4 separate regions of the Mus musculus genome follow, and all the other regions are linked to region 2. Evidence: chromatin loops called from intact Hi-C (ENCODE). Cell type or tissue: heart. All regions are shown on one strand. Region 1 overlaps Cenpp (centromere protein P). Region 2 holds the start of Aspn (asporin). Region 3 overlaps Ippk (inositol 1,3,4,5,6-pentakisphosphate 2-kinase). Region 4 overlaps Ippk (inositol 1,3,4,5,6-pentakisphosphate 2-kinase).

Region 1 (8,000 bases), 55 kb before region 2:
TTGTGTAGATCAGAGGTCAACTCCAGCTGTCTTTATCATTCTCCATCTTTTCTTTTGAGATTAGGTTCTCACTGAACACAGAGCTCACTACTTTAGCTAGATTGGCTGGCCAACGAACTCTAGCGATTCACCAGTTCCCTCCTATTCCCCAGTGCTGGAGTTACCGATGTGCACTGCTCTTTTACACTGGTGCTGGGAATTTGAACTTATGTCCTCATTCTTGCATAGTGAGCACATCACCCACTGAACCATCTCCCTAGTGTCTGCAGTAACTTGTTAATGGCCCAGTCTTTATTATTTAGCTCTTACATGAAGAACAACAACAAAAAGGAGCATATGAGCATGGCTTCAGCAGGAAAAGAAAGGGCTTGCAAATGGTAGGGAGGGGCATTGTGCTAGAGAGTTTTATGTTAACTTTCTTTATTTAGTGATTGAAGGGGAAGGCTCCAGCCCACTGTAGGTAATACTTCTACTATAAGAAAGCAGGCTGAGCAAACCATGGGGAGCAAGCCAGTAAGCAGCACTGCTTCATGGTGTCTGCATCAGCTCCTGCCTCCAGGTTTCTGACCGGTTTGGAATCCCTGTTCTGGCTTCCTTCAATGATGAACTACAGTGAGGAAGTGTAAGCTGAGTACACCCTTTCCTTCCCAACTTGCTTTTTGGTCATGGTGTTTCATTGCAACAATAGAAACCCTAAGATAGGCACCGGATCCTGCCTCTGAACCTCTGTGATCAGAAGCAGCAGTCAGATAACAGACCCAGATATATACAGGAGAACACTGGTTTATCCCAGGGACATGTTACAGATATCTGAGATGGAGCTAGGTTTGGGACTGGTTAGCAGCTACTGTGCTAAGAGCTGAAATGGACCAAATTAACCACAATTTACTACCTTAGCCTTCCTCTGGGACATTGGAAGTCCTTAGTAGACTCCAAAATTCCAAAACAGTTGCATCAGACAGATTCTGTCAGTATAGCTATTATCTAAATGGGAAGACCAATTCCTGGTGCTTCTTTTCTTTTTTTTTTTTATTTTAAGATTTATTTATTTTATTCATATGAGTACACTGTTGCTGTCTTCAGACACATCCGAAGAGGACATCTGATGGCTGTGAGCCACCATGTGGTTGTTGGGAATTGAACTCAGGACCTCTGGAAGTGCTCTTAACCACTGAGCCATCTCTCCAGCCCCAGCTTCTTTTCTTACTCTGTGGTTCCTCTAACACATTCTAGAAGGTAACAATTTCAACCATCACCTGGGTTATGTGTACTTTTGAGTTCTTAATACATTACAACAAATATCCACATAAGAGATTGATGTCTATCTGTGCATAACTGTCTGTAGGATAGCTCCCTAGAAGCAGAATGGCTCAGCATTAAGTAGTCTGATAAAGTGACTTAAATAAAGTCTATCATTTTACATTTCTGTCAACAATGCATGAAACTGCTTAGTTTGGAAAGTTTTAAAATCCTTTGTTCCCCTAATTCCTAATAAACGTCGCCTCTCTGCTTTATTATTCACAGCAGTCTAGGATTTCATTCAACTCTGTGGCTTTATTCCTAGCCATCACACAATCTGCACAACTGACTGTGGTAGCCTGAGGTTGCCTCAGGAAATAACTATCCTGCAATGTAGTTGGAGTATGCCCAAGAGCCAAGCTTCATATTCCTGAGTAAATCTTACATTTTACTAAGTTTATATACTCAATTCCCCAATCTTGGTAAAGAAATCTTTCATGGATAAGAGAATTTGTGTGTGTGTGTGTGTGTGTGTGTGTGTGTGTGTGTGTGTTTTGAGACAGGGTCTCTCTAGATAGCCCTGGCTGTCCTAGAACTTATTCTGTAGACCAGTCTGTCCTTGAACTCAAGAGATCCATCTGCCTCTGTCTGTCTCCCAAGTGCTGTGACTAAAGGTATGCACCATCACTGCCTGACTGTCACAAGATTTTTAGTGGTGCTCTGCTTCTAGATTGGCTCCTTCCATTTGCTTCAAAAAGCATAGTAGGATCACTGTGGCCATTAAAAAAAAGGCAGATCCAGGTCCCTTCTTCCCCTGCAACTTTTGGGTACAGCACTTAAGTTTCAATGTTATCTCCAAAGCCTGACATATATGATTCTGCTGCTTTCCTCTTGTATTTGAATCTCTATTCCCACAATCGTGTGGTTGTCATTGTCGTTGTCCTTATCCATCACCAGCACCAGCACCACCAGCATCCCCACCCCCCCAACAACAGCAGGAGGAGGAGGGGGATGATGGTGAAGAGGAAGCAAAATATACTAAGCAATTAAGACACAGCAGAGCAAGGACACTGAACACCTGAAGAATGGAATTTCTGAAGGAGAATAATCTGGGTTGGATATTGCTCAACACTGTCACTCTCTGACAACTATAGACACTAGGGTTTGTTTTGAGGTTCTGGGGATTGAATCAGGACGCTGGGCACCCGAAGGATGAACTCTCTTGTTGGGCTAAATCCTAACATAATTGAGTTATCAGAGGCAGTCATTGCCCTAACACTTTACTAGATATATTAACTTACCAAGTACTGTAGGGACTTTGCATTGTTACAGGTTTTGGTGATAAGCCTCAGCTCCACTTATTTGCTTTGAACAAGATAGATTTTGCTCTGTGAGTAATGATGTTAAAACTCTTTACTTCAGCAGAGAAATGCAGGTACAGGTGAGCAGTGGATTGTGAAGTACTACAATTTTAATACTATCTCAGCAGTGTTGTGATCATTGTTTTAGATATACTTCTCAGCAATACTAAATTTTATTTTGTATGATTTAGGAAGATTTTTTAGATTTTTGCATTCATCTTTTCCAATGTTCCCTGAGCTTTGGCAGGTGGATGATGTAAATGTCCTGTTAAAGGGTGCATATTAAATAGGCACTTGTTCTCAGTACAGTGCCTGCATTAACTGCTACCCACTTCACACAGAAGCTCCTCTGACTAAAGCTTAAAGCAGCACCAATCTGTAAGCATAAACATTACCATTTAGAAGGTATTCTGATGCTGTGACCATTTAACAATAGTAGCAGGTTTCCTCTGATCTCTGCAGATGTGGGAGCTGACCAAGTTTATAGTACCAGGCATGAATTCCTTCTGTGCAGTAGGCCTTAAATCCAACCATAAAGTGGTTGGTTACTGTCTTAGGGTTTCTATTTCTGGACAAACATCATGACCAAGAAGCAAGTTGGGGAGGAAAGGGTTTATTCAGCTTACACTTTCCACATTGATGTTCATCACCAAGGAAGTCAGGACTGGAACTTAAGCAGGTCAGGGAGCAGGAGCTGATGCAGAGGCCATGGAGGGATGATTCTTGCTGGCTTGCTTCCCCTGGCTTGCTCAGCTGGCTTTCTTATAGAGCCTGAGACTACCAGCCCAGAGTTGGTACCACTCACAAGAAGCCCTCCCCGCTTGATCACTAATTGAGAAAATGCCCCACAGCTAGATCTCATGGAGGCACTTCCCCATCGGAAGCTCCTTTCTCTGTGATAACTCCAGCCTGTGTGTCAAGTTGGCACACAAAGCCAGCCAGTATAGTCACCCCCATAATAGCCATGGCATTGTTACACTAGAGGGCACATCCTGCCTGGGGTTCACACATGGATAAGACAAATTAATGCTTTTTCTCCTCCAGGTCTGCACAGCACTTTCCAGCACTATGAAAAGTAGTTTAGGGAAGGATGCCACCAGTTCCTTTTCAGCTTGATTTGGTCTTGGAAACAAAATGTCTCGTCTTCAACAACAGGGTCTGGTTCTGGTGAGCAACTAAGAGTTTTGGCACTAGCCTATATTGTTTTGAGGACCTCTGGGTTCTGCCTGGCCAATAATGCATAAGGAGGTATGCCATACTGGCACTAGGATTTTTATTTAAAAACACATGGCTTCTTCTGGACTTGCCTTGCAAGAGGAAGGCAGGCATAGGGTTTGATCTCTAGTGCTGGAAAAAGAAAATCCAGAACTTAATTTGAGAAACTAAACGAAAACCTCCTAGAGTAAGAGGAATAGTTTATTGGTACTACTTTTGCTTAACATACATAAGGCAATGGATTTGACCACGAGCACCAAGGAGAAAAGGAAAATATAAGTAAGGGCTGAAGAGATAGATGGCTTGGGGATTAAAAGCTCACATTGCTCTTGCAGAGGACCCACGTTTGATTCTCAGCTTCCACTTCAGGTGCTTACAACTGCTTCTGACTTTAGCTCCAGGGATCTGATGCCTCTGGCCTCTGCTGCACTCATGTGCACAAACCCGCATACAGACAACACACAGAAACACAGACAGACACAGATAAATCTACACAGGTGGCAAGGTTACATGATAATAACTGCAGCTAACATTAGTCTTTTCTTTCCCTGGACGCAAACAGATTCTGAGGGAAATGAAGATGATGACATCACCCACCAGTAATGGGAAAAAATGAAGCTGTGGACAAACACACTATGTTTTGATTTATTAAATCTCAAGTGAACGTCTCTTTATCCTCCCTGTGAGTGATGGAGTTACATTAGTTGCCAAAGTCTTCCTTTTTCATTACATACCTTTGTAAATATTGTGGTCACCCTGGTTTACAGCCATCTCCTTCAGACAGTGTATCAGTGGAAAAGAATCCCCATTCCCAACAATGCTCAAACTACCATATGTGGAACTTTCTCACCAGGCCTCACTAAGCATGGGTTTCAGGATTACAGGAGGGAAATTACAGGGAAAATAACAATTCTGAATGCTTTGAGCTGCCTGTTTTCCAAGGCAGGAACACCACACCCTATAAATCCCGAGAGAAACAACCTAAGAAGTCTCTGATGGTCTTGCATCAAAGATCAGTCATCTGAGGGCCAGAAAGGACATGCAGCTCATCCAGATTTAGTAGCTGGGCTTAGGTCTGACTGCAGCTGTCTGCTGTCACGTCTGTCCTGGCAGTGAGAAATGGGCTTTCATTAGCATTTAAGAACTTCTGTGATATGGAGACCAGTAATGATAAGAGCGGCTGCCTGTTCACATGCCCTCCAATGGCTGCTCAGGAAGGAAACCCTGATGGGTGATACAGCCTTGAATGTTGTAAGAAACATGAATCAGAATAGCTTGAGGCTGTTGTCAATTTCCCATTTAACTACATTAAGTAGTTTAACCTCATTCAGTTTCCTCAGTTTGCTTCTGTGACACCTTAGTTTTGTTCCATTTCAAAACGGAGAACAATAATGTATATAACATGGCTTAGAATTTATTGAAGTCATGTGTTCATTGCTTAGGAAAGGAAAGGAGGTTCTTGCATATGTTGTTCCTTTATGTTGCTCCCATCTGGGTCTCCATCTGTCCTGTGCTGTGACAAGGATCAGGCAAGTACCTGATTCTGCAGTGAGCTTACAGAAAATGTCTATTCTCAGGTACTTTATCTATTTATTTATTTTCCAGATACAGTCTCTCTTTGTAGCTTTGACTGTCCTCAGACTTACTACATAAACCAGTCTGGCCACAAACTCACAGAGATCTGTCTGCTTCTGCCTCCGGTGTGCTGCGATTAAAGGGTACACCACTATGCCTGGCTGGGTTTCTTTAAAAGTGGGGTGTGGATTCGCTGCGGAGCCGGAGGAGGAGGGGAGAGGTCCGGAGGACACCAACATGAACAAGTTGAAATCATCGCAGAAGGATAAAGTTAGTCAGTTTATGATCTTCACACAATCTAGTGAGAAAACTGCAGTAAGTTGTCTTTCTCAAAATGACTGGAAGTTAGATGTTGCAACAGATAATTTTTTTCAAAATCCAGAACTTTATATACGGGAGAGTGTAAAAGGATCGTTGGACAGGAAGAAGTTAGAGCAACTGTACACTAGATACAAAGACCCTCAGGATGAAAATAAAATTGGAATAGATGGTATACAGCAGTTCTGTGATGATCTGGCCCTCGATCCAGCCAGCATCAGTGTGTTGATCATTGCATGGAAGTTCAGGGCGGCCACACAGTTCGAGTTCTCCAAACAGGAGTTCATGGATGGCATGACAGAGTTAGGATGTGACAGCATAGAAAAACTAAAGGCCCAAATACCCAAGATGGAACAAGAATTGAAAGAACCAGGACGATTTAAGGATTTTTACCAGTTTACTTTTAATTTTGCAAAGAATCCAGGACAAAAAGGATTAGATCTAGAAATGGCCATTGCTTACTGGAACTTAGTGCTTAATGGAAGATTTAAATTCTTAGACTTATGGAATAAATTTTTGTTGGAGCATCATAAACGATCAATACCAAAAGACACGTGGAATCTTCTGTTAGACTTCAGTTCAATGATTGCAGATGACATGTCCAATTATGATGAAGAAGGAGCATGGCCTGTCCTTATTGATGACTTTGTGGAATTTGCACGCCCTCAAATTGCTGGGACAAAAAGTACAACATTGTAGCACTAAAGGAACCTTCTAGAATGTACATAGTCTGTACAATAAATACAACGGAAAATGCACAGTCAATTTCTGCTGGCTGGACTGAAGATCAATCCTCATAATTCAAACTGAGGGTTGAGACAAAACTTTTAAGGATACATCTTGGACCATATCGTACTCCATTCTTCTACTGGTGGTTTGGGCTTGTCTTCTAGTCTGGGCCACTCTAAGCATTTATAATTCCGACATTGTGGATTTCATCTTACACCTGTGGACCATCTTAGTCTGTCTTCCCATAAGTCATAGAAACTTGATGGTGATTATTTTGAGGTTTCCATTCTTGCATAAAGCACAATGCTGTCTTCATCAGAAAACAGTTTGGCATAAGAATTAAACATAATAATGAACACCACAACAATTTATAAAAACTTCTTAAGTATATGCTTTGGGCTAGTTGCAAAGACTGTGCTGGCAGCACTTCAAATGAGAGTGATTTATCTGAGTGTACCGCATCTGAAATGGTGTTTGGTTGGGGGAATTTAATTTCCCTGGCAAACTACATGTACTGCTGGTGTGAGTAGAATACCTGATATAAGAAATGTCAAAATAACCAACACATGAAAAAAAAAGGATAATCTGGGGACTCCCTGAAATATGTCTTGTGTTTCAGATGCTCACAAAGGTTCTACAGAACAGGTCTGTGGTTATCTTACCCATGTTTATACAGTGTCCTGCAGTGAACTTTTATTTAAAAAAATATTGTAATGAGATCAGATGTTAGACTCCACACTTGTGCATCACACACCACATAATCGGATTTCATTATGCTCTGAAATACTTCTATGCCTTCTGAATAAGTTAAACTATTTCATTTGTTTTGAATGTTTTGGATTGCTATACAATATAATATTCTAAATTTAGGCATGAGGGTATTAGGTTTGTTTGTTTTTTTTTTTTTTAATTTTTTGTCATCTCACTATGGAACACAATGCAATTCACTTAATTTATAAGAAGATAGTAAGATTTAGATTTTGAATATGGTTGTGATGAGCCGTGAAGTTCAACCTTTCTCCCATGGCACTGCTCTTTGAGGCGTGGTCCAGCCGTGTTGGCTGCTGACTGTTGAGATGGCTTACTGCTAAATCACTGTGGTTGCCAAGTCTACTCCAGAAGCAGAGATTGTCAGACAGGCGAGCACTGGTGCAGATACCAATGGCTTCTGTTCTATAAATTATTTGACTTTTGACTGTTTTTGTCTCACTTGCATTTGCTATTTCCACATCACAGCAGAATGCAGTCTTGATTGGTTTTGTTTTTTGTTTTTTGTTTTTCCATGACAGGACTCATGCCTTGCTCTCCTGCTGAAAATGCTTGTTTCTCTGATAACATACTGACATGTGAAAGGGGTGTATTCATACATATTTCCATGAGGAAGTTAAAATGATGAACTAAATGTTGGGTGACTGGTCTTCAATAGGAACAGATTTTGCTTCATGTATCCAGGTCCTCTGTAGGGTACCAAGGAATGTTCTTCAGAATAGCGGAACAATTTATGCAGATATGGAAATGATTAAAACTGCTTTTTAGTCACATGATTTGGAAAATGCATTGAAA
Region 2 (8,000 bases):
ATAACAGAGCATGAACATCTAACTCCAAATAAGATGTTGCTGAGAGGGCTGCAGCTCACTTGAGATGCAAATAACGGGATATCTAGGAGTGCTAAGCTGCCTGTGACATCAGACTTGAGGTTAAAAGATGAGTTCTTTACCTAAGGAAGGAGAGGATGAATCCCTAATTAAGCTTCCCTGACATGTGTGAGACACAAATTTTTTATGGTTGTAACTGGCTTGATTTGTGCCATTTCTTTGCGGTGGGAACCATAGATGATACTTTTTGACTGGAGAAACTAGATTTCTGCTAACTCACTAGATACCTTCTGTACCAACTGAGTATTTCCCCTTAGGGTCAATAAACCGCCCGTTCTTACAGGATTCTGTGCTTCAAGGATGTGGGGCTGGGTAATCTCTTGGAGTGGAAAGGGGGAAATGATTTTCTTCTTGAAGAATGGCATCTCTTGAACACTAGTGAGAAGGGAGCTGAGACTCTTGCAGAGGAAAGGTGGAGTTACCTGACTCTGCTTAGTTATCTGTACCACAACAGACGCAGGCCCAGGAAGAGTTTAAAGGGCCTGGCTTGCAGTTCCCAAAGAAGTCTATTGTGGGGTTAAAAGCTTACCCCCCCCCCAAAGGCTTGAGACATCTGCTTAACATAATAGCTTCAATCACTATAAGAAAACAAAGTCATGGCTACTTAGGTACATGTAGACTTTGGGTAAACATATAATATGGGTGTTTTTTACTAAGATTGGTAATTGTTTTATTAGCCTATAAACAGTGAGTGATTTCTGAAATTAATTTATAGGTATTCATTTATGTTAGAGTTTCATAAAGTATTCTCAAATCACGTATTTCTACAGTGACTACAGTTTCAATGGCCAGTTGCCATGAATTATTAAGCTTTTTTTTTTTTAACTTCCAAATCTTCCAGTAGACGTCTAGAGTTTAGCTAGAAGTTTTGGCTATGGTACAAACAGTGATGGAAAACATATGAGCAGTAACAAGTTTTAATCTCGCTCTTCAGTACTAACATGGACTAATCTGTGGAAGCAGTTTATTCCAGTATCACCCAGGAGCAGCCACACAGAGGCTGGTAGGAGGGCTGGATTTTTGTTCTCTTTTTTTCTTTTCTTTAAATGTAACACTTCTTTATTTTTTCTTCTTGAAGAGTCTTGAGGATACTTACATTGCAGTTAAGTAGTACAGGGTGGATAAATTCTACTTTGAAGAAAACTTCTCTCCTCTGACAAGGTAGGTTTTCATGTCTGTATTACACATACCAGTATACAATTATTTTATTGTTAAACTAAGAAAGCACTAATACTACTAATAAACATGTGTGAGTTATACGGTAAAATTTAAACCAGAAGTATGTAGTTCCTTAGCATTATATAAAAAACTCTGTGAATTTTGTAACTAAAATTACTTTAGTTTTATGTCTTATAATAAAGTTATTTAAAATATTATGCATTTTGAAAACAAAGTAAAAAACTTTCACTAATGCTTTATCATATTAACATGACTGATTTTAAAAAGTAGACAACTTATACAACCTTTTAGGAAAACAATATTACTTTAATAATGTTAATGAAGTTTGAACATATTAGATATATTAAATGAAAGTTTTTTAACTATGTAAATCTATGATACCACTTTTATCTCTACCACTGAAAACCTGTACTTTTTTCTTGACAATTGTCTTATTGTACAATGAAAAAGTACTGGGCAATTATAACAGAAATCAACATAATTTCAAGAAAGAATACCTATCAGCAATAGTTTAACCAGGTTTATATTTCATATGAAAAATAGAAACTTCTTTTCATAAACCTCATACTTAGACTAACACACAAAGATTTCCTTTGTTCTTTCACAAAGTACGTTTTATTTTTTACAAAGTATATTATTATATATCTTAGATTTTAAAAATTAATAATGCTTTCACCACTTTTCTTCCAGTTATCTAAATGGAACATAGTATTCTTTCATGCTCATGTGTTCAGAGGAGTGGCAGCCAGTAAAACAGTGGCCACATGTTATAAGGACTGAGTCACAAAGTCACAAAGAACCTGAGGGGTTTCTGTGTATCTTATCAATTGCTCTAAAAGTAGCATGCTTTTTAATTTTTCTTGTAATCCAATCAAGAATCATTATGTTGAGAAAGAGAGAGAGAGAGAGAGAGAGAGAGAGAAAAGAAAACAGGGAGGAAGAGAGAGAGGGGGAGGGAGGGAGGGAGGGAGGGAGAGGGAGACACACACAGACACACACACACAGAGAGAGAGAGAGAGAGAGAGAGACAGACAGACAGACAGACAGACTGACTGACTGACTGACTGAGGGAGCAGCTGGAGCTCAAGCCCCAGCTCATGTGGAAGTATCCAAGCTGCTGTTCCTCGTTTGGTTTTGGCATGAAGCACTGTAGTGTAGTAGTGGAAAGAATGGAAGCGATGCACTCTTCTGTTACATCTAACCACTACATTAAAAATGGATATCCTGATACCTGACCCGAGGCTTGACACAAAACAGACTCACTTTACAAGCACTGCAGGAAATCTCAGAAAAGTGGAGAGGCAAGAATGTTTTGCTTTTAAAACAGCAGTTAGGGTGCTGAATATAGCTGATGAAGAGAAAAACTGGTACCTAAAGAAAGAAAAATAGCCAAGTCCTTAATTAGAGTGTATATTTCCAAGCTAAAATTAATTAAAGGTGTTGTTTTAAAAAGTATTTTGTCTATGAACAAATAGTGCAGTGACTAAATTTCCCAATGAATGCTTGGACATTTATGTTATGGAGGACAAGGCTGTGCATGTAGTCTGTATTCTCTCTGTAAGAGACACGGGACATGTTTGCCACATTTATACCTGGAGCTTATAACATATCTATGAACTGAAATAATCAAGTTGTCAAGTGGACCTTTAAACATGGGATTTAAAATTACAGTGACTCATTTACCTAATAAGGTTCTGAAAGAAAACAGCATCTCATTTAGACAAGATTTCCATTTCATGTTTGTAGACAGTTAAGTGGTAACTACGAAGCCTCTGGACTTCTTTGCTACATTTCTAGTATTATTATGAAGTCTGAGGGGCTGGTCAAACCTCTCCTAGACTTTTTCAGAGGAAAGCTGCTTCACTGTCCAGAAGTGACTGTGAAATGAAAATCTACTCAGAACATGGTTGAAAGTTTTAGTAGAGAGGAGAGAGGAAGTTGCCTTAGCTCTGCTGCCTCCAGGGAGTTCTGGAAGCCCAAAGCCTAAACATCCTGGGAATGGTTCCTGGGAATGGTGTCTAGAGCTGTCTCTCAGCTCTAACTGGTCTGATTTATTAGGAACAGTAGGAACACTGGGCTAGTGCTCCCAAGAGTATTCTTATTAAGACTACAACTTGAGACACAAACCCAAAACTTTCCATGAGTACAAACACGGGCAAAGTCTGTCTAAATCAGGAAAATATTGAGAATGAGGTATAAACAATTTTAAAGTTTTAAAAAATAGCACAATCTGAATGCTGCCAAAACCAGTAAGCTTGACTTTGACCTGTTTTAACAAGCTTAAAACAACCACCTTAAATAAGAAATAATACTGTTTTGCGTATTTTTCCGAATAGAAGGCACTGTTGTACAGTGCTCCCTCTTCTGCACTGTCAATATTATCCAGTGGCGAGTGGATGTACAACTCGAACAACAGAGGTTTAGCATCTTCTCAGATACTCCTCAAATCTGCAGCAGAGACCTAGCAACATCAATGGACAATCCCTCAGTGTACCAATGTTGGCCTCTGTTTTCTCTATGAGCAATAGAAAACACAGAAAGATAAGTATTTTTTAAAATGGAGAACAGAGGATAGAACTCACAAAGAGAACTATTAAGAGGGCATCTCTGTTTTTAATATAAAGCCTTCCATTAGGGAAGCCATAGGTGGCTAAAGATCTAAAGGCGGTGTGCTCCTTAGAGTACTTTGATTAGCATTATTATGTAGCGCAGTCCAGACTGTTTAGGAACCTCCACTAAGAGGTACTTTCGTTGGGGTAACAGACTATGAATATACAGATCTGTACCTTTCACCAGAAAAAAGAAAAACTGCTGTGTAGGAGCTGGTTGCCACAACTAACTACCTTCCTCTACTATGACAGGTAATGCTGAAACTAGCAGGCAGAAGTCTCAATTCATACCTCATCCACTACTGTTTTGAAAAAGGCAAAGAAGCAATCGTGAACTACCACTGTAAGAAAGGTCAGGGAGGCAGGACTGTGGCTGAAGCTTAGTGAGCCTGAGGTAGAATGTGGAAGAGAAGCAAGCCCATCACTGTTCTGTTTCCTGTTTCTCTGCCTGCCTGTTTCCTTCTTACTCTCTTACCTCCAAACTCAACTTCTCCTACCCCATCCTGTTCCTCAGCTTGAACCTCCACTCAGCATTGGGGGAATTACTCTTGAGCTTGCTCAGGCAAGTGGGCTAAAGGAATCTCTGTCACCAGCATGTGGAAAGCATACAAAAGAGTCCAGCCCTCAACTCTGCTGCCAGGCCACATGGAAAATCAAGATGTGTTCTTGGCATTCACTCTGGAACCCTAACATATTTCTCTTGTTATATATACTTTAAAATTTTCCACAGTTTTCTTAGTTCTATATTTCAAATACCTTAGTGTTAAAATAGTTTTTGTTCTTATACTGGAAGCAAAAGCCCAAGTTTTTATCCTGAAAAGACTTAAACAAAAACAATCAGCCAACTTAATAACCTCCAATTTTCATTTCTTATAATTTAGAAAATGAGGCTAAGACCTTGAAACACTGCCTGACATTGTGGTGCACGCCTTTAATCCTAGCATTTGGGAGGCAGAGGCAGGTACATTTCTGTGAGTTTGAGGCAAACCTGGTCTACAAAAGCGAGTCCAGGACATCCAGGGCTCTGTTAAACAGAGAAACTCTTATTTTTGGGATTTAGGGGTACCGAATGAACAGACAGACATGGTAGACATAGGGTGGGCTTACAGCTGGCCAACAACAACAACAACCAAAAAACCACCCACTGACCGGGTGGGGTGGCACACATCTTTAATCCTAGCACCTAGGCAGGACTATCTCTGAGTTCAAAGTCAGCTTGGTCTATATAGCAAATTCCAGGGCAGCCAGGACTACATAATACTCAAAACAATGAACACAAAAACCCCACCAAAACAACAAACACAACCACACAAACAAAACAAACCTCCAATAACAGAACAAACAAAAACAAAAGAAATGCTCACTGAATAACTAATTCTGGCAACCTCAAACTAGGCTAGGCCAAAGACAGGATGTTCCAAAGATACCAATTGTAATCTTCTAATTGGTAAAGTTAAAAGTAGCCATACATCTGAAAGACAGAGCTGCAATTTAAGGATGCAAGAGTAAACTAAAGGAGCTGGTGCTGAACTTCAGTTGGTAGAGTGCTTGCTTAGTACTCAGGAAGACCCGGGTTCAGCTCCAGCACAGCACACAGTGGTGTATACCTGTAATCTCAGCACCTGGGCGGTAGGCACATGCACACTAGCTGTCCAAGGTCATCCTCAGCTGCATAAAGAATCCAAGGTCAGTCTGAGGGTATATGAGACCCTGTCTCAAAACAAACAAACAAACAGTCAGCGACAACATAAGAGTCAGCTAAGGACCTAAAGCAGAATTTCTAGAGAAAGAACATTTTGGAGACTGAGGCTAAGTTGATATTAACAGTAAGAAAGAAACCAGGGAAACACAAAAAGGTATAAGGTAAAAAGATATAATGGAATCAGCTGTGGTGACTCTTACCTGTAAACACAGCATTCCAGTTGCAGAGGCAGGAGGAACATCCATGAATTCAAGGATAGCCTGGTGTATTTCAAGTTTTAGGCCAGCCAAAGCTACTCAGTGAAACCACATCTCAGAAAACCCAATTAAATGCCAAAATAGGACACAAGTAGGGAAGAAGAGATGAAGCAGGGATAAGAACAAAAGGACTCTGAAAACGACAGTAACTACAACCCTATGTAAGGGTTTCTAGATATTCCAGAAGGGAGATCCCACAGTAGCAAACAGGCTGACAGTTAAGGAAACAGGTGACCTTATCCAATAGAAGCCACTGGGCCCTTATTACCAGCACAATGCCCCCACTGTGGATTTCATAAACCTTGTCAGAAATCACTTCACGTACTTATGCATGTGTGCATGCAGGTCCTCATGCCTGCACAACAAAGACTTTCCTGCCTGCATCATCAGCCCAGCTCTATTCTTGATCTTTAAAATTCAGGAAAAGGCAAACCCATGTAGATATTAAAGTTTGCGTCTGGGTTCTGGGACATAGTAAACAGTTGACTCAAGCATCAGGTATTCTGAAATGGGGCCAGACCTCACTGACTAGAATTCTCTTACTGAGTCACCATTGACATACAATGTAGACTCAGCAGACTGTAAAGTGGCTGAAGCTCAGAGACTTCTGTAGAGCTCTCTGCTCTTGACTGTGTGCGTATATATTCATGTTGAGACTTGGTTTTACTAATGCACATCACTGGTATATATCAAATTTTGATGACTTTACTATATTTTTTGAAAATGTCTAAGAATGTATATATTTCATAGGTTGTGGTAGATGTCTATAATCTCAATATTTGGGACTGAGGCAGGAAGATTAACCTACAAGGAGCTGACCTGGGCTTTCAGGGAGACCCTGTTTCAAATCATAAAATAACAGTAAGAATAACTCTCAAACGAGGATATGTAAATATATCCATGGGAATATCAAACATCAGATGGTGAACTTATGCTCTAAAGGTTCTCCTTGATACATTCCAGTTTGTATAAGCTTTAACACACACACACACACACACACACACACACACACACACACACACACACACCTAAAAACAACATAGCATCTACCAGAGACAACATTCAATCATATGAAACTCAGTGAAATAATGAACAACAAAAATAGTCTGGCCATCAGCTGGCCGATATGGGGTATTAGATAATATCAGATTAGAAATAAAAGATTCCAATGACATTGTGGGAAAGTTATCAATAACAAGAAAGGGGTTGAGTAAGATAACAAAGAAGTCAAGGAAAATGTCCGTATGTATAAGTGCCACTGAGGATATTCTTGGATAGTGACATAGATATCAGCAATGGAAGGTGTTAAAATAGTATTAGTTATTTGACAATTTTAAAATTTATTTTCTAATTATAAAAGAAATATGTATTGCTTATAAAATTAAATAAGAAACAGAAGACAAAACTCATCAAGGCTGGGGATATGCAGTGGGTAGAATCTATGCTTAGCAAGTTCTAAGTTTGATCCCTAGCACCACACAAACCAGGTATAGTGCTATACCCCTGAATCCTAAACGTCGGAGGTGGAGGCAGGAGAACCAGGCATTCATGGTCATCCTTGGCTATGTAAGGGGTTCCAGGCCAGCTTGGGACAAGTAAAACTGATTTTCAAAAAAAAAAAAAACAAAAAACAAAAAACAAAAAACAAAAAACAAAACCTACAGACTTAATTCATAGTTCTACCACTGTAATTTATAATTGATCAGATTTACTTGTATGAGCTATTTTTTATTTAGAAATAGACTAAGTACAGATTTTAAAATATTTGCTTCTTTATTTCACAGAAAATAATCTATATTTTAAAGTATCTTTGAAAACATTTTGTTGGTTAAAATATATTTCACTGGGCAAATACATTCTCCTTTTTAAATTTTCTTTTAACTAATGGAATTGCCTTCAATTTTTTATTATACATTTTAGAATTATTTCTTAAGATGTGGCTATTCTAAAAATTCAGAATAAAAAGAAAACAAAGGGATCTTATTCATAGAGTAATTCTCTTTTCAAAACTAAGTACTTCATTTTAACTTCCTTTACTGAGATTTATCTCAAGGTATCATGAGGTCAAGCCTGCACTTGTAAAATTTTGTTCCAGTCTCTCAGGTATTGCTATTACAAACATGCACCACCATGGACAGACCCAGCTGTTTAAATTAATAGAAGTATTGAAGCTCC
Region 3 (8,000 bases), 91 kb before region 2:
GACATGTTTGTCTAGATTTATTCACGTGTTGGATCATTATCATTGCCTGACGTTGTCATCACTCAGACCAGTCCCCTTTGTCGTCTTCTTTAGCAACAATTTTATGCCATGTCTTTTACTCACCATAACCACGTCACTTAAAACTTCTCAGACTCCTTAGCTGTCATTGTCTCTGTCCCTGGTGTAACTTCAGTCTTTCTATAAGTGTTGCCTATAAATGGGACAGTCAGTGTGTGAGCCTTTGTGTCAGATTTCACTACCTCATTCTCTAAAATGGCTCAGCATTCCAAGTGGACAGTTGAGTTGTCTCCAGTTTGTACTGTTATAATCAGTGCTGTTGTAAGGGTTTTTGTTGTTGTTATTTGATTTTGCTTTTTGAGACAGGCTAGCTTCAAGCTTGGACTCTTCCTGCTTCCATCTCCTGAGTAGCTGAGCGCACAGGTGTGCATCATAAACTTTGCCTCCTACTTAGTCTTTTTTCAGGGATGAAGTGGGTAATTGGTATGAAGAGGAGGTTGAGTTTGGCATTGTCTTGCTATGTGTAAGGGAAGAGCTGTTAAAGTCAGTGTCACCAGGGTGTGGTCATTTTAGAGGAGAGTCCTTGGAAGTCCTCCACCTGCCTGCAGCCTCTTCACTGTGGCTGCCATTGCTCCTGGGAGGTAGTTTTAATTTGTCACGGACATATTAAAGAGTGATGAAAAGGGGAGTGAGTGTGGAGACAGAGGTGCAGGAGCTGTGCAGTCTGGAGTTGTGTACAAGGGCTGGGCTGGGCTGGGCTGGGCTGGGCTGGGCCGGGCTGGGCTGGGCTGGGCTGGGCTGGCTCCCCAGGAGCAGTTCATCTCTGTATTATGTCTAGTTGTTTAGTATCTGTGGGTCTCTGTTTTCTGGAAAGAGGGGCTTCTTTGATGAGGGGTAGCTACAGTTATCAGAGGGTGTAAGGATAAGATTTAGAAGACAGTATAGAATTATACTTGATTGGCAAAGAGGCAAAGTAGATTCTTGTCTAAGTCTGAGACCTCACTGTCCCTGGGAAGTTGGCAGGAAGGTATTAAGAGCCAGACTATGAGGAAGCCTCCTATGAGACAGTCTCTCCTAGAGAGAGCTGCATAACAACAGTACCACAGCACGAGCAATATAAACAGACCTGTGAAGGTGGAAGGGGAAAAGTCTGCAGTGTCCCCTTGCTAGACAAAGAACTATAGGCAACTAATGGCTGCTGGGAGGAGACTTAGCCCCTTATTGGTTATCCAGTGCAGAGTGGTGAGCCCTGAAATCACATAGTAACAGACAACTGGACTCAGCAGGTTGTGTGTGTGTGTGTGTGTGTGTGTGTATGTATTTGTGCATATAGCCTTATGTTTGTTCATACATACATGCATTTAACAATAATGTGGTGATTTGAATATGCTTGGCCAAGAGATTGGTACTATTAGGAGGTGTGGCATTGTTTGAGTATTTGTAGCCTTTTTGGGGGAAGTGTATCATTGTGGGCATGGGCTTTAAGACCCTGTTTTAGCTGCCTGGAGGCCAGTCTTCTCCTAGTGGCCTTCAGATGAAGATGTAGAACTCTCAGCTCCTCCTGCACCATGCCTGCCTGGATTATGCCATGCTCCCACCTTGATGATAATGGACTAAACCTCTGAGCCACAATTAAATGTTGTCCTTATAAGAGTTGCCTTGGTCATGGTGTTTGTTTACAGCAGTAAAACCCTAAGACAAATAAAGAAGAAAAGGAAGGGAAAAATGTCATTCTATTTCAATTATTATTATTATCATTATTATTATTATTTTTGGTTTATTGAGACAGGCTTTCTCTGTGTAGTCCTGGTTGTCCTGGAACTCACTCTGTAGACCAGGCTGGCCTCGAACTCAGAAATCCGCCTGCCTCTGCCTCCCAAGTGCTGGGATCAAAGGTGTGGGCCACCACTGCCTGGTTTCAATTAATTTTTTTAAAAAGTGAAGACAAATGTTGATGTTGATATTGTTTTACTCTCATCTCCTGAAGAGAACATAAGTACCTCCTAAGTGAGTGAGTGTGTAAATGAGTCGCTGAGTTTGTTTGGTAGGTTCCAGTGCCATATGATCATAAAGATTAGATATACTAGTATTTAAGTATTTTCATTTTACTTTTTGAGTTTTATTTCATTAGCTGTTTGGATTATGAAAACAGCACATACAGGAGAATGTTTAGGAAAAGTGTGTAGAAGCCAACCAGAGCCCCTACTGGGATTGCTTCTTAGCTCCGGCTGAGATCTAGTATGCAGTCTCTCTGGAGTCTGGCTAAGTCCCCTGTCCTGACCGTATCCCTGTGGAATGCTTTTGGACTTCATGTATGGCGTCATTCTGTGTGTGCTCTTGTGCTCGGTAGCCTTTTCTTTAGTGGTGTTTGAGCTGTGCCTTTGCTCTGCATTCTGGCTTTCAGTGCAGTGATTTCGAGTGCGCAGAGTAAGGATTTCCTATTCTACTGTGAGGCGTATTTTTAGGTGCCCTGGCATTAGAAGTAAATACTTTCCAGGTTCTTTTTATCTTTGGATATATTTCTTACCTTTACATTTCCTTTTTCTGTCATATAGAACTTCTTTAGATTCTTGTGCTTAATATTTGTACCATGTCTTTTTCATCTTTTCATATTCTTTTAAATAGACATGAGTCTATACAGTGTGTGTGTGTGTGTGTGTGTGTGTGTGTGTGCAGGAGCCCAAAGAGGCCAAAGTGTGTCAGACCCCTTGGAACCAGAGTTATGGGTGGTTGTAAGCTGTCTGGTATGGGTTCTTAGCAAGTATTCTTAGCTACTGAGCAATCTTTTCAGGTCCTATGATTGTTTTTAAGAAAGTTATTGTGGTGGTAGGGAGATAGATGAATAAATTGGTAAATCTGGAGTTGGACAGATGGATCATTGGTATAGAGCCCTTGCTTTCCCTTGGAGAAGACCTTAGGTTCATTTCCCAGCATCTACTTCAAGGTAGATAGATGTTCACCTCTAATTCCAGCTCCTGGGCATCTACTGCCTTCTTTTGGCCTCTGAGAGCCCTTGCACACATGTGCATACACTCACATAGACACACACACACACACACATGTATGACATTATCTGTCATTTAGACTTAAAATTTGAGACAGGGTCTCATGTTTCCCAGGCTGGTCCTCTTGCCTCAGCCTCCCTTGTGCTGGGATTATAGGTGAGCCACCATACCCCAAAACATCTTTACTTATCTGTTAGTGCAGGTTAGCTTTGTTTAATAATATGTTAACTATTTTCTGGAGATACTTTGAGATCTGTAGGGCTTGATGCCTTCAGCTTAGGGAAAAGGCCTTTTCTTCTCTCCTTTCATTTTTTTTTTTATTTGACCTGAGCCTCTTCCCTTGTTCAGTTGATAGCTTTGTGGGTAATTAGTGTTAAGCTTGTTAAGAAACAAAGTGTATGGATTACTGTTGCAGTAGACACAGTGAAGTTTGCCTTACCTCCTGTCACTGCCCCCTGGCTTACTTAGGCTGGCTGCTCAGCTTCGCTGCCCTTGTAGTTTCCCCTCTATTCTGTGGCACATCTCTTCAGTTAATCCGATGAATGCTTAATGTTGTTTTTTTGTTTTTCTAAAATTCTTAAATGGCTGATTTTTTATGGTTTCCAGTTCTCCTCAGAAGTTCTTTTTGTTCTGATTCTCTGAGTGGAGCAGCATGTGTGTTTGGTATCTCAACAGCTAGAGTCCCTGTGTATGTCCCATCCATGCTATTGTGGGGTTGTTTTTCAGTTTTAGCTCTTTTTACAAAAGTATTTTTTAGAGAAGTTTCCATTTCTCAGCAGAAGTGAAGGGAACTAGAGGTTCTCACAGCCCTTCTGTGCTTTTTTGTTGGCTTTTATTCATGCCTTGTGCCTGCATATTTTTGTGTGTCAGAAATTGCATTTGTACAATTATTTTTTAGTTCATTTGCTGCTTAGAGAATTTTAGGCTTGTCTCTGCCAGGAGGACTGGCAGGCTGGTGTCATTCTGACCCAGCTTTGGGATTGATCCTTTGAAGTAAAGTAGGAGTTACTGGTAGGGCCTGCCAGTTTAGGCTCAGGGTTGGAGAGGGTTCATGTGGTTCCTGTCCTACCAGCATTGAAGGTTGATCTTCCTTTGGAAAACAGACCCAAATCCCTATAGTCTCTGTGTTATTAGTAATGCCTTCAGTCAGTTTTTGACTATTTCATCCAGTTTTTCTAGTTGGCTATTGCCACTGAATTGGCTCAATAAATCACTAAGGGGTTTTGTGTCTGAGATACCCTCCCCTCCCCAAGAACAAAAAGAGGTTTAATTGTTACAAATTTGTATTTGATTTGTAGCAATACCCTTTCATAGATAAGAATGCATTATATATGTAAATATTTTATATTTATATGTCTGATTTGGAGAGGTGGCTCAGCATTTAAAGAGCACTGGCTGCTCTTCCAGAGGACCCTGGTTCAAGTCCCAGCACCTACATGGTGGCTTATCTGTACCTTCACTTCCAGGGGATTTGATGCCTTCTTCTGGCCTCCCTAGGAACTGCACAACATGCAGACAAAACACCCGTACACACAAAGGAATTTATATGTCAAGTCTGGCCTCAAATTCATTGTTGCTGTAAAAGGCGATTTGAATTCCTGATCCTTCGGACACCACCTCCCAAGTGCTGGGATTGTTGGTGTACACTACCACACTTGCCCAAGGACTTAGACATTCTCCATTTTGATAGGTTGGGTATATTTTCTTTAAGTTTCTTACTTCTGTTCTTTAGTCTTTGGATTAGGACTATATCACATACAATCCTTGATAGTTGTTTAGGTTTTAAAACTGTCTTTGAGCTGGGCGCGGTGGCGCACACCTTTAATCTCAGCACTGGGGAGGCAGAGGCAGGTGGATTTCTGAGTTCGAGGCCAGCCTGGTCTACAGAGTGAGTTCCAGGACAGCCACGGCTATACAGAGAAACCCTGTCTTGAAAAACCAAAACAACAACAACAACAAAACTGTCTTTGTGTGGCTTCTTTATTGTACCGGTTAGATTGGCATTGCTTTAAGGGCATTTTATATTTGGCTTTTTCTTGTATCCTGAAATAACAAACTTTACTGTTAACTGGAGGGTGTGCAGATAGGAGCTGGCAGTCTCCTCATCCTGGTGCTCTTTAGGCCCAGAGCAGCCAGCAGGCTTGGTGTGTGAGCTCCTGCTCCTTCCTCCTCTTTGCCTGCAGGGAAGTGAAGCCTGAGGTTTTCCCAGGCTTCTCTTCTATGAATCTAAAGGTATGGTCCAAAGGGACACAAGAGAATACTGTCTGCCATCAGACCAGATACTGGACCAGTGATGATGTATAAGGCATTTCCTTTTGTGTAACTAGTTTTTTTTTTTTTTTTTAAATAAAACTGGGAGCTATTTAAAATCCTCAAAAAGATATACCAAGGTCCAAAAACCAAAAGGGATTATAAACAAAACTTCCCCAAATTGTGCTATAGAGGCGACCATTGTGGATACTCTTTGTCTCTCACTATGTGCCTGTCACACATATGTGGTATGGGTATAGGGGTTTCTGGCAGGTACTGTGCAGGTTCTGATGCGTGGCACCTGTGCTTGGGTCCAGCCCTGCTATCACCTGGCAGTTCTATCTTCAGTTTTCTCTTTATTCAGCGGGGTACCTTTAGTGACTGCTAAGGATGCCGAGTTAGTATAAACACAGCCCTAAAATGTGCTCACTATTGCTGTAACCACCATTCCCCCAAATATCCTGCATGTATCTTCTAGAAGGTACAGAGTAATAACTGCTGAATACAGTGTGGTCAACATATTAAGCCGAGGAACTTTCTGTTCCCCCAACCCCCAAAGACAAACTATGGTTAACTTATTGATGGCAAGTCACAAGTCTCAGGGATTCCATTGGGGTCTACATGCTTGTGATGAGGTGGGCTGGCATGTGTGTTGTCACGGGGAGTATTTTCCACTATACGTCAGGCATTCGCCTAACTTTCCCCTCAGGTTCTGCTGCAGGAAACAGTTGCTCTATTGAGTTGGGAGGCTGTGTGACTTGGAGCTGCCCTCTCTCCTCCACAGGTGCAGCAATACAGAGTAGCCATGACTGCCAAGGACTGTTCCATCATGATCGCACTTTCCCCTTGTCTACAGGGCACCAGGTGAGGCTCCAGCACTTCTCTTGGTCTGATGGTTTATGGCACAGCCATGGCAAGTAAGCGCTCTTACTTAGAAACCCTGCCTGACAGGCTGCTCTATCTTTGGTATACTTGTTTTCACAGGTCTATTTTTTTTTTTTAAGATATGTAACTTTTTAAAATGAACTCTTGTTTTCTAGAAATCTGTGATTTAATTAGAGTCCATTTCTGGAAACAACAAACTTTTCCATTTTAAGATGATTATTGTATATATTAATGTTTCTATCAAATTCAAATGTTCATTATTTTATAAGCAAATACTCTAATAACTTAGACACAGTGTAAATAATGTGGCAAGTTCTTTTCAGAAGCAGTCCAGGTTTCACTGGGTTGTAGCCCTGAACCTTTACAGGTTGCAAGATGTGCAAACTTTTACAAGTGCTGCTGTTATTCTTAAATCTCCCAAACAGCATATCTGTTATTCTTGCTCCTCTTCTGAAAGACCAGCATGTTTGCCACATCCCTCCCCAAATGTTTGGCCAGTTGTAGTTCCCTCCTAGCTTCTAGTAATTCAGGCTGAGCTTGATCGTCTTGTAGGTTACATCTTCAGCACTGATGTTCAGGGTGCCAGACCTTCCACATCTGACCTGTATTCCTTGGTCAGGGTGACCACCTATTTTTCTGATGTTTTTGAGCTTTGTGGTTTTTAGTCCGGTTTTCTGGCAGACACAGCACTTTCTGGTCCAGCATGCTAAGGAATATTTATAGGGTATAACTGGGGAAGGTAGTTTGACTGTTTAGTTTTAAACTCATGTTATCCTTCAAGAAAGACCCAGAGCTTAGCTGTGAGGAGCCCTTCAGTGATAAGGTGCTGTGCTAGGTGAGAGCCACTCCCAAGGGTACTATTTATTATTACTGTCTACCCTGCCTGGTCAAGGATGCAGTTGGGAAAGGTAGGTAACACACCAATTTTTTTTAATAAGTGTTTCAAGCTTGTTTAATTTTAAATACGAAATGTTTAGAACTTTATGCTTTGCTATTTGGCACTATGCATCCTCAAACCTATTTTGTGGAAGCTGCGAATTTGGTGACTAATTTGAAGAGAGAAGACAGCCTGGGAAATCCTGACTTGTTTTTGCAGAGGATTCTGAACAGGAAGGATGGGTCCCGCCCTGCGAGGCTGCATGCTTGCTAAGGTCGGGTGTCAGGGCAGATAGTAGGGCCCAGGTTACAGGAGGCTCCAAGTTGGTGGTCTAGAGCTATCGTGAGGCAAGAGCAGAGGAGGTAGGGGAGGTCACAGGACCTTCCCGGGTGCCTCTGCTGCTGTGCTTTCTGCCTGTGAAAGGAGCTACAGAGGATAGTCAGTGACTATGAGGAAGGTTGTTCCCAGCCCCAGTTTTTCCTTGGAGAATGCACACAGCCTTCTTTGAAAAAGGTGGTGCTGTACAGGAATTGTACCTACCTTGGGAAGAAACACCTAAAAAAACAAAACAACAAAAAACAAACCAGAGGCAAAATAGGGCTGGGTTTATCTTAAGATGTACAGTAAAGCCTAAGGCTGAATTTATATCCCTGAACTTTAATGTACAGTCCACAAATCTCTGTGGCTGTCATTTGTTTCAGTCATAGTTGAGAAGTTCTTATGTCATCCTTCCTGCTGCTGAAGGCTTTTCAAGAATTTGGAAATACCAGGAAAGTTGCTCATTGCTACTTGTCTCTAAGCGTTGAAGGATCTATTGCGACAGACATGGCAGCTTAGGCTCTGCTTATCTCCTGGCCTTGGTCATCCCAATACCCAGTATCCAGGGCTACCACAGGATTACGTGTGGTCATAGCAGTAGGAATAACTGTGCTTGGCTTTTGCTGACTCCTAGCCATGCAGTCTGA
Region 4 (8,000 bases), 79 kb before region 2:
TAGCCACACAGTGGAAAGCACAGACTGAAGACCAAGGGGCAATGTCACCTGTAACCCAAGGCAGAGAAAATGCCGCCTTCCACACATCCTGCAAAGGCTTCAGGAAAGTGGCTTCTTCTTGTGTGTTTGGGTGGTTACTGATTAAAGTATATTAAAAGCTGATCTACAAAGTGCACTTTATGACATTTTCAACTGTTGATTCTTCCCATGTAAACCCAGATAAGATACTCAGGTGGCTTTGCTGGGCACACTGAGACATCCTCTAGAAAGGGTAGCCATACACCCAGAGTCCTACCTCGCTCTGGGACTTTGGTGAGAAGATCCAGCTTTGGAAAAACCATCCCTTCCTCATCGATTTGTATCTTCCAGACAATCACCAGTTCAAACCTGAAAAAGAGGTGATGTTTGTTGCTCCTGGGATTCAAAAAGATTAGTCACATGATCTCTGCTGACCAGGCTCACCTCCTAAATCCATCTCCCCACAGAGGAGGAGGATGTCTGATGAGTTCCATAGGACAGTTTGGAAATTTGTACTCACCATGGCAAACATCAGTGTGGTAATTAATGGGACAGACAGCATACTTTGAAAATGATCTGGAATTGATAGGAACTGCACACTGTAAGAGCAGCCATGTGCCATATGGAAGGAGAAACAGGTATAAAGCTCAGGCCCCTCAGGCAGGCCTGAGGGATACAGCCAGAACTCCTCACTGGAGGATGAGGCATGAGAAGAAGTGAACTACAACCACAGGATAAAGGCCAGCCCCAGTGGCCTGTATAAGGAAGACCCTGTTAGAAGGCACAATAGGTGTAGTTAGGCTGTTGATCCTGGGTCCTGACACACATACAGGCGTGTACAAATATGAAGCCAGGCTGAAGATGAACAGCAGAAGCCTGACAGTGGCTGTGTGGGGTACTTCCAAGGGTCTTAGGTGTAGAGGGGCATCTGTTTTGGTATTTTGGGTTCTCTCTGGACCTTTGGCTTCCTCCTGCTGTCTCTGTCATGCCAGCAGTCACACACCTCTGCCTTCTCTTGGCTGCCCAAGGTCCCTGAGGGGAAGTGTCTCTTTCTGAACCCCAGGCCAGCACTTAGATCCTCCAGCCATGGATACTGTCCTTCCTTCATGGTTATACAGCAGTCTACCTGCCCACTGTTGGTGGTTTCTCCTGTGATGCCACCCACATCTCCACTGGATACTCTTTAGTCCTCTTCAGGTAGCTTCTTAGCCTCTCTTATGGACAGTCCTGGTTCCAGGGGTATCGAGATGCACAGACTTACCCTGGCTGTCTGGTACTGCGGATCTCCATGCAGTGGGAACAGGTACCCTCCAAGAGGTATACAGTATCTGGGTATTTCTCCTGTATGTGAAAATGTTACAGTCAGATCCCTCTAGAAGTAGCATCCTGAAAGCCAAGAGAAACACTTTAGCACCTGAGATGGAAGTGTCACACATGCCATTATTGGTACGGATCCCGTCCATCCTCACAGCTCACGCAGATAAGCTTTTTGTCCTTGACATGGGCTAGCCCCCACCCAGGTGCCCAACTACAGTGGAGGTACCAGGCTCCCACTCTGATAGGGCAAAGCATGTGGTTTGTTAAGAGTCAGCTTCATGGTGAGACCTGTCCTGGATGCAGTGTTCTGTCTGTAGAGAACAGAAATGGGGTGAGTGTCACAGATAAGCAGATACGGTTTCCTCAGTATGAATGACTGCTCCGGGCATGCCTCCATGCTTGTCCACAATAGGATCTAGGAGGCTCTAGCATATCAGAACTGTCATGCATTTATATCACCATGACAGCAAAGTTTGTTTTCCAAGTATCTGATCAGAAGACAAATACAACAGATGACCACTTTTTGTCTTCGCTTGTGCAAAATAGATGATAGGCTTATAGACTAAACTACTGACTTGAGATTGACCTCACCACAAGATTTTAAGGCCTCAAGGCTGATCTTTGAAAGATCCTTCCGTGTATCTTCTCAGTGCCTTAAGACATGTTTCCCAGGGGTGGCCTAAGTCACGCAAGGACTGAGGGGCAGCTGCCCCTGAGGTAGGGCTGAGGCTGGGGGCAGAGCCTTCTGCGAGTGTAGAGACTGGCTAGATTAAAGCAGTTTGGGCTCATCGAAGAAAGTTCCAGGGGGACAAATACGTATCACTACCCTTCAGAGAATACTCCCCCTTGGAAAGCTACTGCTAACATGGGAAGCCAAGGCTGCCAGCGTCTGCATGTAGCCACCAACAAAGAACACATCCAGGCTCCAAAGCAGGGGTGGGCTGGTGTACTTTACAGATAATTACTAATTTCAGCAAAACAAGTTTTTAGAAGGAAAATGTATACCTAAGTGATTTCAGTGGAAAGTGCTGGTTGATGTTAAAACCTCAGACTCTTCTAAATTATTAACAACTGTTCGAAGAATGTAAAGGAGTGTGTGTGAACGTGGCATTTCGGCTTCCAGACTCTGCCTGGCGGCAGCACATGAGACTCAAGGGAGTACTGGGGCTTGGGCTGGCTCCAAGGCGGGGCCTGAGGCTTGGCCTCCAAGCAGGAGGGAGCTGATTTCCACTCCCTGGGCCATACTATCGAATGAGCAAAAGGAAGGCTCAAATTAGATGCTTTCACTAAAAAGTTTACTTAGTTTTTAATGACAAAGACAGAAATGCTGACACTGGGCAGAGGGCAGCCACTCAACCCCATGCTTCTGGAAAGCTAAGACTGCAAGGGCTCCCCTGCACTAAGTTAAGGTTGCTGCATTTCCAGCTTCATTCTTTGCCTGGTCACCTCAACTCCGGAACACAGTGGACAGTTAGGAAGGAACTAAAAGCTGACAGCCTGGGTGGACCCCCAAGAACAGCTATCTTCTTATTATAGATACTAATAAAGTGTTATTCTTAATGACAAGGGCATAGAAGACTGGGGGGAAGGCAGAGGAGCTCTGAAAAATAATCAGACTATGCACTGTTCTTGAAGCTGGGGATCAGCTAGGTTTAAGAGTGACAGGAAATTTGAGTTCTCACTATATTCGACTTTGATAAGGAAGTAGACTAAGCAGGCAGGAAAGAGTTAATTATGGTCCCTGACTTACAAAGTGTATTCCATGAAAACCAGTAAGAGAACAAAAGGTTCATCAGAAACTGTCCACCTGATATGGAAACATAGGTCTCATTCTTCCATCAGTCAAGCCAAAGCCCAGAGAGGGGAAACACCTCTCTCTGGCCAGGCCCTGGAAGGACAATCTTGGACATGTTCTGTCTCATGCACAGGTGTGTTCTTCATGTCACCAGGGGCTCTGGTGTAGAGAGGACAATAGAAGCCTGTGTGTCTGCAGATGTCATCAGGAAGGCTGTGTTATGGAGGTGGCTGTTAGAGAGGCCTCATGCATACTAACCAGCTGTTAGTGCCTCCACTCTAGGGCCCCAGGCTCTCCAGAACGCTGGGCCTGAGGGCCACTGAGGAAGGTTGCAGCCATGAGTTTACTCAGCTGTGTGCCACATGGTAGAATTTGCATGAGGGGGAAAAAACCCAAAAAGCAAAACCCTAAGCCCTGGTGTTTATGATAGATAAATGGATGTGTGTGTGTGCACGCTGGTCATTTGATATCCAGCCCGGCTCATATTTGACACTTAGTACTATGGCACTGGCTGATGGAGTACAGAGGGGCTGTATTTTAACAGGCAGCCTGCCTTGTACTATGCTTCAGCTACAGTGGCTCAATACCATAACATCACCTCCCCTTCAACTAAGTTCCTGCAGCAGCCAATGAACAGGGCAATCCCATGGGCAGTCCGGATGTCCGCAGATGTCAGTTTATCCTGACTTCAGAAGATTATGCCTGAACAATGGAATTTTTTTTAAACCTCATAATTCAAAGTGCACAAATACAGCATAATAAAACAACTAGAACACACAATTTTATATTTCCAAGGCAGTACAATTATACCACTTTCTAATTCCCCCATGTTTTCATTGCTTTGTAGAGAACCTCTCTGGTCTTTAAGTGTCCCCAGCACAGAATTGGCAACCATTAACATATTTTCTGTTATAGATTTCCTGTTACAGATACTTTAGACAAATAGAATCCTATAATATGAACTTTTTCTTGTATCTGTTAACTAGGTACATGGCTTGTTTTTAACCTTGTTTTTGATTTCAAGATAGGGTTTCTCTGTGTAGCCCTGGCTGTCCTAGAACTCTATGTAGACCAGGCTGGCCTTGAACTCACAGAGAGCTGGGATTAAAGTTCTCTACCACCATGCCTGGCTCCATCATTATTTAGAGACAGGGTTTCACACTAGCTCTGTCTGGCCTGGAATTAAACATTTTGTAGAGCAGGATGGCCTTGAACTCAAGAGATTGGCCTGTCTCTGCACCAAAGGTGCTGGAATTAAAGGAGTTTATTGTTAATTCAAAGTATGTGTGTGTATGTACTTATATGTACATATGTGGGTACCTCTGAGGGCAATGACACTGGACCCCTGGAGCTGAAGTTATAGGTAGTGGTAAGCCATGTGATATGAGTGCTAGGAACCAAACTTGGGTCCTCTCTAAGAGCACAGAGCACTACACATTTTTAACTGAGACTTGGTGATTCCCATTTAGCTACTAGCTATGCGTACCAGCAAGCTCCAGAGAGCCTCCTGTCCCTTTCTCGGTGCTGGGATTACAAGTATGCACTTCCATATATGCACAGCTATTTTTATTTAATATATATAGGTATTTCGCCTGTGTGTATGTCTGTGCACCACATGCACTCCTGATGACTGTAGGCCAGGAGAGGGCATCAGATTCCCTAGAATTAGAGCTGCACATGCAGATGGTGGTTAGCTGCCAGATGGGTGCCGTATGGTCAAACTCTTCCTGATTTTTCAGGGACCAATGCCAGGACAACCGGGCTTCTTTATATACAGAACCTTGGGGCTGTGGTAGTGCATGCCTTTAATCCCACACTCAGGAGGCAGAGGCAGGCAGAGCTCTGTGAGTTTGAGGCCAGCTTGGTCTACAGAGCAAGTTCCAGGACAGCTAGGACTACACAGAGAAACCCTGTCTCAGTCCTCCCTCCCCCAAAAGGAACCTCAGCCCTTGTCTCACATCACACAAAAGGTTAAACGAACAGGTGGTTCAGAGATATAATGTAAAGAGCTGAGACTGTGGACCTAGAAAGCCACAGTAGCAAACCTCTGAATCTTACATTAGTCAAAGGTTTATCAGATACAAAGTGAAAAGCAGCGACTACAGGAGAAAGATAAATTGTCTCTTTGGTACTGGTTTCTTCACAATCGAAAACTCTTAAAAGCCATTTTAAAGACACAGGGAAGCCTTATACTAAGTGACAATATTAAAAAAATACGTAAAGAACATCTATAGCTAATAGTAAGATCAACAGCTGAAGTGTTGATGCACACCTATAAGCTCAGCCTTTCTAGTCCATGGAGGTTGAGGCAGGCAGATGAAAGGTTCAATGCCAGCCTGGACTGGTCCTATTTCAAAGACGACAATTCACTTTTAAAGGACTAAGAAAGGATAAAGCCAGTCAAACAAGAATATGGCAAGGAAAGGACCATCCCTAGCTCAAGTGGGAACTTAAGGGTTCCTTGGAAAGTTGGATGGTGTTTTGCTGGGGCAAGCACATGAAAGAACGTTTCACTGAAGCAGAAAAAGGAGAAGAGGCTGTTTTGCTAGAGCAAGCATGTGAAAGGACATGTGCTGAAGGATTCTTTGCTAAGGATAGGCATGTATTGTTCCACCTTACACTGTGTAGTTGAGCTGCATTTGTTGGGGCTCCATACAGAGAAATGTATCAAGACCTTCTGGTGGTGGCTGCAGTTTGTTGCTGCTTCCTTGGACTCGGGCTGATTGGATTCTCGAGTGGAGGCAAGAGCCATGCTTAGGCAAGGCACATGGAGGACACGTGATGTTTGGAAGGTATAAATAGGACTCCATGGAGTGATGAAGAGAGAGGGCTTGACTTGTGTATAGAGCTAGCTGTATAAAGCTCATGGGTCGTTGCTGATCTTAGCTTCCCTCAGAGAGGCACAGCTGAGAACTTCTCCTGGTGTTCCTGTTGCTTCCTCCTGCTGACTTGAGCAGAGGCTGAGGCCTGGCTGTCTCTGCTAGGTCGTGTCACCGCGGTTGCTATCCTGACTAATGAACTGGACTGCTGGTATATCTGTGAATTGTTTGCCACTGCCTGCTAACCTGTGAACTAAACTGCTGATTTCCAGACAACACAACAGGAGTTGCTCCAGGGAAACTTTCTAAACAGGTCCACTTCCCCTGTATCCTTTCTTCCCCACTACCTCTGGCTGGGCTACAAGGGAAGTTTAACACATTTAAGAACCATCATTAAAGATGAGAATTGAAAGAATTAAAGTTACAACTGGTCATTAAGCAAATGCAAATTCAAACCAAAGCCAAGATAACTGATAATGGAGCTTCGATAAGAGTCCCACTCAAACCACAATGACTGCTGTGCCAGCACAGCCTCTGCCAGGGACAATGGGCTTTGGCTCTCAGCTCAGTCGTTTGTTGGCTGGACAATCACTTTTCAACTGTGAGCCTCAGCTGTTGCTTACTTGGAAATAGTTTTGAATTGACAGAAGCTGCATGTGGCTACCGAGCTGATGCTATCAAACTCCTCACCCTGCACACAGTGCCTCCCTCACAAGGACACTTCCCATATGACCAAAACTGAACTGCCCAAACCAGAACGAGTCCCCTTCCAATGACTCAGCTGCTCATACTGTCCCCTCTCTTTGGTCCCTTCAGACTCCAACACAAGCCCTGTATCACATCTTGATGAATTAGGTGCACAAGTTGGCACCTCTGGCAACTGCTATGAGCTTTGTTTCTGATGCTCTCTCTGCATCAGGGGCTGGCTCTCTACCTGTCTACCTAACAGCAGCAGCACCAGTCCCTTGCTCTCTCTGTGACATGTAGCTCATTATGATCACTACTTACCCCGAACCTCATTGTTCCCATCTGTCACAACTTGCTCCTTAGTTCTTACAGGTTCTTGCCCTGGGGGAGGGAGTGCGGGGAACAGGGAGAAACTGGTGCTAAACGTTGTGGCTCATGTTGCACACCATTGCCCTGTTGTGGAAACAACTCTCCAAGAAGCCAATAGGATTAGTAACAGACAGCCTTCTTACAGTTTTGTTACTTAGTTTATACCTCTGAGTGGAAAGAGTAAGAAAAGGCACACTGGGCCACACACTAGCAGCCACTTCTCTGCCTATCTGTGCACACAGATGCTACAAACAAACTTGTATCATCTCTGGTGCACATCTCAGGACACCTCTCCATGTTGCTGAATCACTGACTCTACTCTCTTGACCATTTCTCAAACACCAAAGTGCCTCTGCACCTTTCACCAGACTCTCAGGTCACAAAGGCACACCTGGAGAGGCAATTACAGGGTTAAAAGTGTTAACTTTAACTCGAAAACTCTAAACATCAAGAGTGGACAAGATGTAGCATCCATCTGACAGAGCTTATCTGACTCAGGGCCCAAGGCAAGGCTGGCAGGTACCATGGTCCTTTTAGTCAGTGAGGCAAGTGAATCAGGCTCACACTCCAATGGACTGTTTCAGTGAAAGGTTAGCCATTCTAGAGTAATTTGGAAAAGAGGTCGTATCATCACAATCTTCTGAACTGACAGATCCACCCCCCTCCAGCATCAGAAGTCCATTTTGGAAAATTTCAGATTAGCAGAACCACCAGAGGGAAAGCACAGCACGTACCATCTAACTCAAATGCTGACCTCTGCCCCAGACTGTCAGAATGGACAGCCAGTGTCAGCCTGTAAATCCTTTAATTATACAGAGAATGGAAGAACTGACTGTCTGTGGACTTTAAAGTTACTTTTTCTAGAACTGTCTTTTCAAGTAAACATTCCATTAAGCAATGCAAACAGAGCTGAATGAAGTAGCCTTGTTGCCAGATTACATCCTCCAAACCATATTATACTAACTTTCCTGGACTTGGTCCTGTGACCTGAGACA

Evidence for each region. A loop is a pair of places that touch in the nucleus more often than their neighbours do. Peaks named below come from ENCODE experiments on the same cell type or tissue, not always from the same donor. Only the 100,000 strongest peaks of a DNase experiment are listed, where the experiment ranks them.
Region 1: it touches region 2 in a loop (1.8-fold over the local background); 4 of 42 quality-filtered maps call a loop at or near these places.
Region 3: a loop joins it to region 2, with 2.3 times the contacts of the local background. A loop is called at or near these places in 4 of 42 quality-filtered maps.
Region 4: it touches region 2 in a loop (1.8-fold over the local background); 2 of 42 quality-filtered maps call a loop at or near these places.

What each region holds. Positions count from the first base shown.
Region 1 is chr13:49,488,023-49,496,022 of GRCm38, forward strand. All of the region lies in intron 5 of Cenpp (centromere protein P), which reads right to left. It also overlaps the pseudogene Tes3-ps. Among named protein-coding and RNA genes, the nearest start is that of Ecm2, 13 kb to the right of the region's middle. In heart, no CTCF peak of the experiment used is centred here; a DNase peak (open chromatin) is centred at 4,899; H3K27ac peaks cover 436 bases.
Region 2 is chr13:49,543,479-49,551,478 of GRCm38, forward strand. The region is part of intron 5 of Cenpp (centromere protein P); the gene reads right to left. Aspn (asporin) reads left to right here and starts at 965. Exons shown (of 8, transcript NM_025711.3): 1 at 965-1,239. In heart, no CTCF peak of the experiment used is centred here; DNase peaks (open chromatin) are centred at 2,373 and 3,253; H3K27ac peaks cover 371 bases.
Region 3 is chr13:49,452,556-49,460,555 of GRCm38, forward strand. It overlaps Ippk (inositol 1,3,4,5,6-pentakisphosphate 2-kinase), which reads left to right. Exons shown (of 13, transcript NM_199056.4): 12 at 6,058-6,137. Among named protein-coding and RNA genes, the nearest start is that of Ippk, 35 kb to the left of the region's middle. In heart, a CTCF peak has its summit at 4,516 (motif pointing left); a DNase peak (open chromatin) is centred at 7,886.
Region 4 is chr13:49,464,400-49,472,399 of GRCm38, forward strand. It overlaps Ippk (inositol 1,3,4,5,6-pentakisphosphate 2-kinase), which reads left to right. Exons shown (of 13, transcript NM_199056.4): 13 at 1-175. It overlaps Cenpp (centromere protein P), which reads right to left. Exons shown (of 8, transcript NM_025495.3): 6 at 1,280-1,359; 7 at 296-387. Among named protein-coding and RNA genes, the nearest start is that of Ecm2, 36 kb to the right of the region's middle. In heart, a CTCF peak has its summit at 4,751 (motif pointing right); DNase peaks (open chromatin) are centred at 2,512, 3,312 and 6,652.